Linked DNA regions of Mus musculus: region 1 is linked to region 2. Evidence: chromatin loops called from intact Hi-C (ENCODE). Cell type or tissue: gastrocnemius. All regions are shown on one strand.

Region 1 (4,000 bases), 260 kb before region 2:
TGTGTGTGTATATTCATGCATGTATGCATGTATACCGTGTGGAGGTCAGAAGACACCTTGCAGGGGGGGTCAATTCTCCTTCCACCAAGTGGGTTCTGGAGCTTGGATTTGGGTAGTCAGGCTTAGTGGCAAGCACCTGGACCACTTAGCCATCTCGCCAGCCCAGTGACCACATTTATATCCTGATCCCTTAACCCAGAGCAGGGAACATTCCATACTGCTTTCAAGCACACCCTCGAGGAGTGACTGCTGTCCCCAGATCAGTCCCCAGATACTGATTGTTGTAAACCCTGACATAAACTTTATTCTTGTATTGACCTTGATTCTCCTTTGAAACTAAAGGTGGATGATGGGGCCTCCCACCTGGACGGGGAGGGGAGGGATCAGAGTTCCGTCGTGCCTGCATTTTCTTTTTCTTTTTCTTAATCACTGACAAAACTCTCCCTCCCTGGGACCTGAAAAATATCTGTCTTTAAATGATTTAATTTGTTTTCCAATGTTGACAGTGCTCTAGCCTTACAGCCGGGTGGGGCAGGCTCAGCCACATGACAGACACTAAAAGGGCTTCTTAATAACAACTCTAGAGGGTGGGGAAGGAGGCCAGCGGTCTGCTGCGCTCCTCCCGCCAGTCCTACTGGTTGTTTCTTTCTAATGTATCTCTTGCATTCGCCTTACCCTCCAGTCATGTATCAGAGACAATCCTCCTGCCTCAGCCTCTTGAGTCCTGGATTACAGGTGTGCACCCCTATTGCCAGCATGTAGATTGTCTTAGAGATTAGATTTTTCAAAAGATTAATCTAGAACGTTGAGATTACTCAAATAGTGCTTATGGTATTTGTTCCCCAGAGAAAAAGCTAGCATGGTTGTCCCCGAAGAACGGGAAGGCAGAGATGAGACCAACCTGGACCTAGCAAGAGGCTCAGCAGCCCTGGATGCTCCCACGGACACTCGGAAAGCCGGTAAGCCCTATCCTGAACCATGTCTGCCTTCTGAGGAACCAGAGCCACAAAGCTGAGCTTTTTACATAAACTCTTTTTTTGTTTGTTTGTTTTTTTTGTTTTCTTGTTTTTCGAGACAGGGTTTTTCTGTATAGCCCTGGCTATCCGGGAACTCACTATGTAGACCAGGCTGTCCTCGAACTCAGAAATCCACCTGCCTCTGCCTCCCAAGTGCTGGGATTAAAGGTGTGCGCCACCACGCCCAGCTACATAAACTCTTAAAACCATGAATCAGGCAAGGGAGATTGCAAGGCTATTCTTGCAGAGAACTTGAGTTTTCAGTTCAGCACCTACGTCAGGCAGCTCATAACTACCTGTGACTTTAGCACCATCCTGTGGCCTCTCCAGGGACATGCACTCCTGTGCTGCATAGAAACCCACGCAGGTACACACACACACATACACATAATTAAAATAATAAATGATTTTTTTTAATGAAAAGAAAATGATTTGGGGAGACAGCAGATGAACTCTACCAGTGAAGCCTTCAGGATGCTGCGTGGGCTCTGTGCCCAAGGAAGCCAGTTGGCTCACACAATAGCTGAAGGACAATTTCCCCAAGTCCCTCTACCTGTAGTCTCAGGGTCGCACATTACTAGGACTCCTTAATTAAGGATGCACCCTCCCAGCTCCAGAGCATTTTCTGCTTCTTGGTATCTCTCCAGTTCCGGGTGTTTGGCATGCCACCAAGGTCTGCTGGACTCCCAAGTGCAGCATCCTTAGTCACAAGGACTTCTACCTCCATGCAGGCTGCCATCAGCCAAGCAGCCTGAGAGAAGCAGTAGGGTTAAAGATGATTTAACGTCTGCTGACATTGGGTCCATTCAGACCACTGGGCCGATGAGTTCAAGCTTCCATGTTCTGCCTGCCACAGGTTCAGAAACAACAGAACTAGCTGCTCATGCACTGAAACCCTGAGACTAAGGACTGACGGGCGGGCTGACTGAATGACTGATGGGCGGGCTGACTGAATGACTTCCTTCCTTCCTCCCTTCCTTCCTTCCTTCCTTCCTTCCTTCCTTCCTTCCTTCCTCCCTTCCTCCCTTCCTCCCTTCCTCCCTTCCCTCCTTCCTCCCTTCCCTCCTTCCCTCCTTTTTTGCTTCCTTCCTTCCCTCCTTCCTTCCTTCCTTCCTTCCCTCCCTACCTCCTTCCTTCCTTCCTTCCTTCCCTTCCCTCCCCTCCCCTCCCCTCCCCACCCCTCCCCTCCCCTCCCTCCTTCCCTCCCTCCTTCCTTCCCTCCCCTCCCCTCCCCTCCCCTCCCCTCCCCTCCTTCCCCTCCTTCCCTTCTTTTATCGGTATTTGTCAGGGACTGGAGAAATGGCTCAGAGATTAGACTCACTTGCATGAAGGCCTGAAAATCTGAGTTCCGTGGCCCATCCCTCTAGGTAGCAAGAGAAAAGCCACCCTGAGAAATGTTCTCTGATCTCCACCCATGTGCTGTGACGTGTGGCTTGAGCTGCTCATTGCAGCCATGACTGTGCTGGCCTCTAACGTAGATATTCTGCTTCTGTGCCTGGGAACTGGGGTCACATCCCAAAGGCATGTGGTAGAGAAGGTCCTCGGGCCACATGCTCTAGGGAGCACTACGTCAGACGTGCTCTGGGGAGCACTACTTCAGAATATCTGGATCCTTTTTGAAGCAGATACTTAACTCTGCCTTGCCTGGTAAGCTTTTGGGAAGAACTGTAGCCTGTAAGGCAGGATGAAGGAGGTGAGGTCATGCTGTAGGTACCACACACAAAGCTAGAGCTCTGCCCTTGGGAAGCCTGAGTTTCCTGTTGTACTGTAAAGCATTGCACGAACTTGGTGGCTTGAGAAGCACACACTGACCTCACAAGTCTGCAGGCTAAACAGAATCCCATTGGCCGTCACTCACTAGCTTCAGGGCTGTTTTCTTCCTGGCAGGTCTGTAGACGAGTCATCTGATTTTTCCAGTGCCTAGAGTCTACCTGCATTCCTGGCTTGAGGCCCTTCCTCTACCTCACATCCATGCTGGTGTCTTCTCTGACCCTGCTGCCTCTCCCTTTTCAGGTCACTTTGTCAGTTCTCTGTGGCTCGTGAAACAACTTAAGGCAGGGGGTAATTGGACCTATCTCAAAAGGTCTCAGTCCATACCCAGCCAGCCTCGTTGCTCCCAGGCCTGTGATGGGTCAGAACACTGTAGGGGAAGGTTGTGGGCATGAAAGCGGTTGATTTGTGGCAGCAAACAGACAAACGTCAGGGTACGTGCAGGACACCTCTCGGTGGCCTGCCCCAGTGATCTGCCTCCTCTGATGGCCCTACCTCCCAGCAGTCCATTCAGCTGTGACTTATGTCACTACCTTCCTCTGGCCTCCACATATGGGCTCAACGTAGCTACACACATACACACATGCCACACACACAAACTCACTTACACATGCTCACATATATACACACAGGTAACACACATACCCAAATGAGGTTGTTCTTAAAGCAACAGCATTAACATCCCTGGAGTTTGTTGAAAATGCAGTTTTTTGAGCCTTTGATCCCACATCTGCCGTGTTCAGAATCTGCTTGCTAGCATAGCCCCAGGTGTGCACACCAGTGTGTAAGAAGCTGCTCTCAGTGTCTTCCCTTTCCCATCTCTAGACCCAAAAGTTAACGGCAGCAGCTCAGAAGGCAGTCTTCTTGGCCCTTATTGCACATAGGGCCTTATTGCATATAAGGCCCAGCACATACATACATAGTCTCCATAAGGGGGCAGAGAGGAACCAGAGAGAAGGTGTTTGTGTGCCATTAAAAGTCATAAACTATAAGCAGTTAACTTTCCTATTGACTCCATTTAATTTGGGGGAAACTACCTCTGCTTTCTCTATAAATTCTATTTTTAGAATGATAGAAAGTGTTATAGCTATTCATCCGAGTTTAACAACAGAAACATTTAAACCTATACAAAGTCGTCTCTAAGTACTCTTCCCTGTGACCCGACCTAAATTCCCCTTTTCGTAGGTGGCCAGGAGCAGAATGGCACCCAGTCC
Region 2 (4,000 bases):
ACTCTTAGGTAACTTACCGTGAGAAAGGCACAGGGCATAGTAGTGTAGAGCTGTGCACAGATTTCTATAGCAGCTTTGTTAACAGTCCAAAAGTGGGAAGCCCACCAATTAAGTCAGTGACCAAGCAAGCAGACATTCCCAAACATGGATTACTGACCAGCAATAAAAGCAGTAAACTATCCCTAAGCTATATACTACACCATGGATCCAGCTCGGAATAATGTCGCTGCGTAAGACAATGCTCCCATACCTTAACCTCAAGAAGAACATGTCTGAGGCACTGACAGGAATTCATGTGTTCTGAAGGACAGCGGGTCCTGGAGATGAGGGGCTTCCCAGTTGACAAATGATAATCTTGTTGATGGGTTCATAGACACATACATATTAGATCATTAAACTCCATGATCTGTGCTGTCTTGGTTAGGATTCTATTGCTGTGAATAGATAATACCATGACCATGGCAACTCTTATAAAGAAAAGCATTTAATTGGAGCTGGCTTATAGTTCAGAGGTTCAGTCTATTATCATCATGGCCAGAAGCAAGGCAGCAAAGGCAGACATGGTACTGGAGAAGTAGCCAAGAGCTCTGCCTCTGGTTCACCAGGCAGTAGAGAAAGAATGAGCCTCTGAGCCTGGCTTGAGCTTATAAAATCCTAAAACTCGCCCTTAGTAACACACCTACTCCAACAAAGCCACGGGTCTTAGTTTTTTTAAATAATGCCACTCCCTGTGAGCCAGTGAAGATCATTTTCATTCAAACTACCACATACGGTAAGTGTAACTTACATGCCAAATCAACCTCAACGGTAAAACCATGTGCACAGTGTGCTCATCTGAGCTATAGCAATTCTTGCTGAATGCAGATTGACTCAGACCCTCTTTGAATAAAGTATTAGACACCTCCCAAAGTGCCATTCAGGAAAAGCAGAGCACACATGCAAGTCACAGCGCTGGCTTCTTCCTTGATTCTTAGTTGACCTATCATGCTCTGGTGGTTTGGCTTAAATATCTTCATTTCCCAAGCAACTTGGCTGTTTTCTAGACTATCAAATGTTAGAGTAAAACCAAGGCTCAGTGGACCCCTTGGTGAAGTGCCCCTGGTGCAGGCCGCTAACTCTGTCCTCCTTGGCTGCAGGTTTCCAGTGTGCACAGTCAGCAGATGGACGACCTCTTCGACATCCTCATAAAGAGTGGAGGTGGGTCAAAGGCTGGACACAAGCCCAAGGGAAGCAGTGTCATACCACAGGCCTAGGACAGCCTTCCTCTAAAGCTGGATGTTGTCTTGGAAACTGAGAAACATCCAGTTCTAACAAACCTGCTCAAGCTAGGCCATCAAACCACATAACAGAGGAAAGAAAGCCCTTTGGCTCCACACTGAAGGATGGCATGATGTTAGATCCCCATAGCTGTCACTTGGAAAAAAGGAAAGATGTCTCACACATTAGAGCTGGGCCAGCAAAGCATGCTCTATGGAGTGAGAACTTTCCAATAACTTAGCCTGAGCTCCCTCTGGTGGTTGTTCTATTAAAATTCAGAGTACGTCATACATCAGGGCTACAGATATTACTCAGTGGGTAAAGGTGCTTGTTGCCAAGCTTAGTGACCTGAGTTTGATACCCAGAATCCACACCATGAAAGAGAACTAACCCCCACAAGTTGTTCTCTGACCTCCACATACATGCTGTGGTAGCATGCACATTCATAAGTAATAAACTGTAGTTAAAAATAAAGTAAGCCAGCTGGGCGTGGTGGCACACGCCTTTAATCCCAGCACTCAGGAGGCAGAGGCAGGCGGATTTCTGAGTTCTAGGCCAGCCTGGTCTACAGAGCAAGTTCCAGGACAGCCAGGGCTATACAGAGAAACCCTGTCTCAAAAAAACAAAAAAAAAAATAAATAAATAAAGTAAGCCATCATTTACAGTATGTTGCCTTTAAACCAGACGTTAGCACGTGCCTCAGCTCACCTGCCTTTACAAGTAAGCAAGGATCAGTTTTTCAGAAACTTCCTGGGATAGTTGCAGCCCAGTGGCAGAGCACTGCAATACAAATGTGAACTACCATCCTGGCATATCACATACACACCTATGTGCACATGCGTACACGTATGTGTGCATGTACAAAGTCGTACGGTGAAAGAAGTCAGGAGTTTGAAGTAGTAATTACTATTTCTCCATCTGTATTGAACACATCTGATAGACGCTGATGCCCTGAGCAGAGTCCATGGCATAGTGAAGGACATTGCCATCTGCATGTGGGCCACATGAATAAGTGAAAGTCTGCTGAGAACTACATTGGTCTTTCAGAATATGTTAAACTGAAAACTTGGGAGTTAAAAAATAAATGTGTATTTAAAAATCAGGCATGCAGTTTTTGCTCAGTCTGATAAAGATAAGGTTTTTTTCCAGTGATTCAGGTTCAATTCCCAGCACCACATGGTGAATCACAACTGTTTGTAACTCCAGTCCTAGGAGGACTCCAACGCCCTCCTGTGGCCTCCATGAGTACTGCACACACATAGCACACAGACACACATGCAGACAAAATACCCAGATACAATAAGCTTTTAAGTTTATGGTTCATTAATTCTTTCACCTACTGTATTCTCAGAAAGATGAGAAAGAATCTAACATGATGGCACACACATTTAATCCCAGGACTCGAGAGGCAGAGATAGGCAGAGCTCTCCAAGTTCCAAGCAGCCTGGTCCACATACTGAGTTCTAAATCAGCCAAGTCTACACAAAACAAGAAGTCATCTCAAAACAACAGTGGAGGAAGTTATTAAAATTCATCTATGTGAGCACTAGTCTGTCCATAACAGAAGGTCTGTTGGTTTGCTGGTTGCCCTATTAAGGAGTCAATATGATCACGTAGGGAGATGACTCTCTCAGTGTGCCATGCAAGCCTGAGGACCTGAACTTGGTTCCCCCCAGAACACAATAACAATGCCTATAATCCTAGTGTTGGGGAGGGGAGGACAAGTGGATCCTTGGGGCTTGCTGCCCAGCCATTGGGGAGATGACCCCATCCCAAACCGTAGGGCTAGTTAGCTCTGAAGAAGACGTTTGCATTTATCTCTGCCTTACACACAGAGAGCCACAAAAAATTAAATAGACTGGGACTGGGAAGATGATTCAACACATAAGAACACGTTCTGCTCTTGCTGAGGGCTAGAATTTGGTTCTTACCACCCATTTTGGATTCACAAATACCTGTAATGCTAGCTCGGGATCAGACACCCTCTGCTGGCCTCCATGGGTTCCTACACACAGGAGCACGTTCACACACTTGTATACATAAGTACAAATTAATGTTTAAGAATAAATTAAATAACTAATTGGTACTTATTAAGCTGTTTACCTAATTGTCCAAAGTTCAGATAACTCAGAACAAGAATTGAGAGCAGTGGCTGACCTGCCTCACCTTTAGGAAGGAGGGCAAAGGAGGTGACTTCAGCCTTGCGTTATTGATAAGGTGTACTGTGTCTGTTTTGTAACTTTCTAGACTGTATTGACAAACTGAAATACCATCCAACTATAATGACTTTTTAAAATTAAATTTAAAAAGAATTAGAGCATGCTCTCTCTGCCTCTAAGATGTAAGAGAGGATGACAGAATAGTCACTAATATAGTTCAATGGCAGCAAATACTTACTAACACCATCAATTCTTCTGCACAGAGATTTCCTTCCCAATAAAAGAAGAGCCTTCTCCAATTTCCAAGATGAAACCAGTGACAGCCAGCATCACCACAATGCCAGTCAATACCGTGGTCTCTCGACCACCGCCCCAGGTCCAAATAGCACCACCTGTATCCTTAGAACCTGTGAACAGTTTATCTGCCAGCTTAGAGAACCAGCTAGAAGCCTTCTTGGATGGCACTTTGCCCTCGGCCACTGACACTGGCCCACTGCAGAACAGCAGTGAAGATAGAGAGTCTTTCTCTCTGATCGAGGATCTGCAGAACGACTTGCTGAGTCATTCCAGCATGCTGTACCAGT

Evidence for each region. Hi-C counts contacts between places; a loop is a spot of excess contacts. Peaks named below come from ENCODE experiments on the same cell type or tissue, not always from the same donor. Only the 100,000 strongest peaks of a DNase experiment are listed, where the experiment ranks them.
Region 1: a loop joins it to region 2, with 2.3 times the contacts of the local background. A loop is called at or near these places in 12 of 42 quality-filtered maps.

The regions. Positions count from the first base shown.
Region 1 is chr16:13,143,555-13,147,554 of GRCm38, forward strand. Ercc4 (excision repair cross-complementing rodent repair deficiency, complementation group 4) reads left to right here. Exons shown (of 11, transcript NM_015769.2): 10 at 847-959; 11 at 3,972-4,000. Among named protein-coding and RNA genes, the nearest start is that of Gm32596, 14 kb to the right of the region's middle. In gastrocnemius, no CTCF peak of the experiment used is centred here; a DNase peak (open chromatin) is centred at 1,650.
Region 2 is chr16:13,408,481-13,412,480 of GRCm38, forward strand. It overlaps Mrtfb (myocardin related transcription factor B), which reads left to right. Exons shown (of 17, transcript NM_001122667.2): 16 at 1,137-1,197; 17 at 3,680-4,000. The region is part of intron 1 of Gm15738 (a long non-coding RNA gene); the gene reads right to left. Among named protein-coding and RNA genes, the nearest start is that of Gm15738, 12 kb to the right of the region's middle. In gastrocnemius, CTCF peaks have their summits at 1,510 (motif pointing left), 2,504 (motif pointing left) and 3,257 (motif pointing left); a DNase peak (open chromatin) is centred at 1,487; H3K27ac peaks cover 251 bases.